Linked DNA regions of Homo sapiens: region 2 is linked to region 1. Evidence: chromatin loops called from intact Hi-C (ENCODE). Cell type or tissue: gastrocnemius medialis. All regions are shown on one strand.

What was found. A loop is a pair of places that touch in the nucleus more often than their neighbours do. Peaks named below come from ENCODE experiments on the same cell type or tissue, not always from the same donor. Only the 100,000 strongest peaks of a DNase experiment are listed, where the experiment ranks them.
Region 2: a loop joins it to region 1, with 2.4 times the contacts of the local background. A loop is called at or near these places in 5 of 110 quality-filtered maps.

What each region holds. Positions count from the first base shown.
Region 1 is chr1:109,098,737-109,101,236 of GRCh38, reverse strand. It overlaps SCARNA2. Among named protein-coding and RNA genes, the nearest start is that of TMEM167B, 9.2 kb to the right of the region's middle. RefSeq lists enhancers at 1-2, 763-1,522, 1,523-2,282. In gastrocnemius medialis, a CTCF peak has its summit at 1,199 (motif pointing left); DNase peaks (open chromatin) are centred at 26, 536 and 1,096; H3K4me3 peaks cover 1,717 bases; H3K27ac peaks cover 1,793 bases.
Region 2 is chr1:109,148,686-109,151,185 of GRCh38, reverse strand. The region is part of intron 1 of ELAPOR1 (endosome-lysosome associated apoptosis and autophagy regulator 1); the gene reads right to left. Among named protein-coding and RNA genes, the nearest start is that of ELAPOR1, 36 kb to the right of the region's middle. In gastrocnemius medialis, no CTCF peak of the experiment used is centred here; a DNase peak (open chromatin) is centred at 1,135; H3K27ac peaks cover 2,500 bases.

The sequences.
Region 1 (2,500 bases):
TTGAGCCTGGGAGGTCGAGACTGCAGTGAACTATGATTGCGCCACTGCACTCCAGCCTGAGAAACAGAGTGAGACCGTTTCAAAAAAAAAAAAGAAAGAAAGAAAAACTAAAAAAGGGGCCGGGCGCGGTGGCTCATGCCTGTAATCCCAGCACTTTGGGAAGCCGAGGCGGGCGGATCACTTGAGGCTGGAGTTCGAGACCAGCCTGGCAAAACATGGTGAAACCCCGTCTCTACCAAAAGATACAAAAATTAGCCGAGCGTGGTGACGCGCGCCTGTAGTTCCACCTATTCGGGAGACAGAGATGTGAGGATCGCTTGAGCCAAGGAGGTCGAAGTTGCAGTGAGCCGATATTGCGGTTCTGCACTCCAGTCTGGGCGACAGAGCAAGACCCTGTCTCAAAAAAAAAAAAAAAGGAACAAAAGAAAAAAGAAAAACAAGGAGAAATGGGAAAGTGGGAGGAAAGTATATCAGCGGCCAAAAAGGCCTCCGCGACCTTCCAGCTCCAGGGGGAGGGGCAGCGGCTCATTTACCCTTGGCCACCGCGCTCAGCATCCCCGCCCGCCGCCGCCGTTCACGTGCTCGCCCCTACGCCACCGGCAGCCCGCAGCCCGGTGGCCGTGCCCAGATCAGAATCGCCTCGATAATCAGTGGCCGGGGACAAGCCCGGCCTCGTCTATCTGATCAATTCATCACTTCTGAGCGCCGGGCCCCGCAGGGCCAGCTCCGGGACCTCGGGGACCACAGCGTGGCCGCCGCCTAAGGGGCCTCGCTGCACAGCGCCCCGAGGGGGCTTCGCAGGAGGAGAGCTTTTCATTTCGGGTCGGCCCGGCGGGGCTGGGGTCACGATCCGATCAAATAAGATCAAAGTGTAAGCGGGAGGAGGGGCGCAGGGGTGGGCGCACGCACTCGCCTAACACGCTCCAAGCGCGCACACTCACACACTCACGCGTCCACTCACACTCACCCTGCACGCGCCTCACACGCGACGCCACAGCTCCGCACACAACACCCAGGACCCAGGCCGCTCTCCCTCCCTAAAACAGCGGAAGTCCGCTCCCCCCGCGACTTTTAAGCTCTCCGCCCCCTCCCGCGCCTTGGAGGATTCTGGGAGAAACCACCGAGCACAGGCGGACGAGTCCTGAGGAAGGGGGTGTTCCTCAGAGTGCGCGCGTTGCTGCCCTCGCGTGGCTCGGAGGGGAACATAGGTCCCAGGAAAAGGCAGTACTAATTTCCACCTTACAGAATCGTGGTTTTTTTTTTTTGGAGACCCGTTCTTGCTGTGTCGCCCAGGCTGGAGTGCAGTAGCGCGAACACGGCTCATTGCTCCTAGATCAAGTGATCCTCCCACCTCAGCCTCCTGAGTAGCTGGGACCACAGGCGATGGCCACGGCACTTAGCCTTTTGACCTTTGTATAACTACATAGTTATATACATATCTTTAGTTTTTCTGTGATCGTGACTTTAATTTGTCTTCAATTTCTTTCTTTCTTTTTGAAATGGAGACTCGCTCTGTCGCCCAGGCTGCAGTGCAATGGCACGGTCTCGGCTCACTGCAACCTCTGCCTCCCGGGTTCAAGTAATTCTCCTGCCTCAGCCTCCGGAGTAGCTGGGATTACAGGGGTCCGCCACTATGCCTGGCTAATTTATGTATTTTTAGTAGAGATAGGGTTTCATCATGTTGGCCACGCTGATCTCGAACTGCTGACCTCGTGATCCGCCCGCCTTGGCCTCCCACAGTGCTGGGATCACAGGCGTGAGCCACTGCGCCCGGCCCAATTTCTTTCTTTTTTTTATAGACGGAGTCCAGCTCTGTCACCCAGGCTGGAGTGCAGTGGTGCGATCTCGGTTCACTGCAACCTCCACCTCCTGTGTTCGAGCGATTCTTCTGCCTCAGCCTCCCAAGTAGCTGGGATTACAGACGCCCGCCACCACGCCCGGCTAATTTTTGTATTTTTAGTAGACTTGGGGTTTCACCGTGTTGGCCAGGCTGGTCCTGAACTCTTGACCTCAGGTGATCCGCCCGCCTCAGACTCCCAAAGTGCTGGGATTACAGGTGTGAGCCACCGCGCCCGGCCTTAAATTTTTTTGAGACGGAGTTTCGTTCTTGTTGCCTGGGCTGGAGTGCCATGGCGTGATCTCGGTTCACCGAAACCTCCGCCTCCCGGGTTCAAGCAATTCTCCTGCCTCAGCCTCCCAAGTAGCTGGGATTACAGGCATGTGCCACCACGCCCTGCTAATTTTGTATTTTTAGTAGAGTTAGAGTTTCTCCATGTTGGTCAGGCTGGTCTCGAACCCCCGACCTCAGGTGATCTGCCTGCCTCGGCCTCCCAAAGTGCTGGGATTACAGGCATGAGCCACCGCGCCCAGCCCTTTTTAAATATGATTCAACTTCAGGATATTCATAGGTGAGTGACTTCTTTTCCAAGAAGACATCAATCTCTGGTCATTACCATGGGGAGCATCAGCTTCCCCAGTAGCCCCTTCTCCCTAGGGAGAA
Region 2 (2,500 bases), 50 kb before region 1:
ATTCTCTAGCTCTTCTTCTCCTTCCTCCCCTTTTCAAAACTCATTCTTCTGTGCTCCAAGCCTTAAATATTTACCCCATTTGAAAGTAAATCACATAAACAAATATCCCACAAGACAGGGGTCCTTAACCTATGGCCCATGGATCATTGCCCATATACGGCCAGATGCAGAATTTCAGATATGTGCATTTTTCTGGGCAGTGGGTCCATTGTATGACTTCAGATCCTCTAAGGAGTCTATTATCCCCCTCCTCCTCCCTACACAGGAAAACATTGCCACCTGCCATCATGTATCAGTAATTTTAAAATAGCTTAATATTTTATCAAACCAAGGCTGTTTACTTTTTAACAGGGTGGCTGCAATACTTTAACCCACTGATTTTCAAATTATGCTCCAGAGTCTAGGGTTTTAGAAGAAAGCCAGCCCCTTCGAAGGGGGAAGTAGAGAGTCCCCCATTAATGGAGCAATATTTTAAAATATCTTTTTCTTGTTCATGCTTCTAAGTTAAAATTTTGTTTGAACCAAAAATTTCACACACCAAAAATGTTAGGATGCCAGAGTCTTGACTTGAACGAGTTGCTAAAGGTAAAACTGCAGACACCGAGGCAGACGCATAGGGTCAAGGGTGACTTTAGTCATCCCACGTAATTAGTTGCTTCCTCTGCCTACAATTAAGACCTCCTCTCCCCCAGAGCAAGCACCAGACCCAGCAGCAGTCGAAGAAGCAAATGGACCCCAGTCCTGCCGGCCTTTGCTGGCCGTCCTCAATCCCTGGACCGTCGCCTAGCAACACAGTGCTGGGGTGCAGGGGCTCCCAGTCTACAGGAGTCTGGGGGAACCCTGGCCTTACACTGCCCTTTCTTTCAGCATTGCTCTATTCTACTCTGGCTTTCCAGCTTCTATTTTGATCATAAACCGCAGAGACAGCAACTGGTCCCCCTGGCAGGGCCTACCCCACTGGCTTAGCTATGGACATATCACACAAAGCAGACAGTGGCCTCCACACGGACCTGGGGTAGTTTGTATCACCACGCTCTGGGCCAGGCAGGACCTTGACCACGTTGTCCAGTCTGTGAGTAATTTAAGCTGCCTGTCTATTTTAGGCTGAACCTTGGCATGAGGGTTCTTGGAAAACACTGACCAGTCCCGTGAGGGAGACAGGACTGCGGCAGTAATAACAGCCACCCTAGTGAGCACCTCTAAGCATCCATGTGCCAGGCTCGGGGCCCGGCACTGTACCTGCATCTTCTTCCCCTTTAGCCCTCACAAAAGCCTCCTGAAGTGTTGCCAATATTATCCCTTCCACCTCGAGCTCCCTGTTGACAATAGCAATTGGCTCCCCCCTCTCAACGATCCATTGATCCTTCAAATCTGGGATGACTTTGAATTTTTTTCCATAGCACTTACCACCTTCAAACACACACTTTATACCTTTACTATTTGCTGTGTTTATTGTCTATTTCTGCCCCGTCCCCATTCCAGATCAAATGTAAGTGTCTTCAGAACACAGATCTTTGTTTTTATCCATGGATGTGGCCCAGACACCCAGAACAGCACCTGACATAGTAGCTTTCAATAAGTATTTGTTGAATGACTGAATGGTGGGCCAGGGTGTGGCCCTAGAACAGCTCGGGAGCTGTGCGGGTGCTGGGATTACAGCCAAAAGGTCTAGACCCTGCTTTTATCCTGCCACCCCATGCTGCATGACCGGGGACAGTCATTCAATCTCCCTTGTCTATAAACAGGGAGGGTAACACCCTGCTAAGATGATTAAATAGTTCAGTAGCTCTCCCCCACAAAACTGAGTAACACTGATTTCTCTGGATGATTAGGGCATTATGTTTAGGCAAGCTCTTTGTAAACTGGTTAAAAAAAAAAAAGCTACTGCTCTAACCCTGCCTGAAGAGGGTTTATGAGGGAGCACCCACGTGTTCTCCCAGCTGAGAGAAAGGAGCCCCGCTGACATTTCTGGCCTAGATGTGATAATCCTCAGCAGTTAGCCCCTCCTCAGTTTCCCCTGTCATGTTTACTGCCTGCCCGACGCGCCCTCTTCTCTAATCCCAGTCTTCTCATACATATGGAGCAACACCTGTCCTTTTTCCACTTTTTCTCCCCTAGCAACTCCCCAGAGCTAATCTCTCCAAGAGAAACCCTGGTCGCTGACATTTATGACAGTCTGTAACTGCGGCCAGTCCCTCAGGTGCAGAGGGTTTTTCAGTACTGGTTGTAAATATCCCTAGGATTGAAATGGCTTTGTCACCAAGAAACAAAATGTCCCTTTATAAATTCCAATCTCTTTCTAGTAGGAAAGAATATAGCACACACATCTGTCTACAAGGCAGGGCTTTATGAAGTTATATTCTGAAGATGTGCTTCTATCACTTTTTAATGAGACCAAAATGTTCTATTAAATGTTTTTCACCTGAGCTTTTAATCATACATGTCAGAACCAGGCAATCTAGGTTGTGGCCTATGCAAAACTCTCCAAGGACATTGCTTG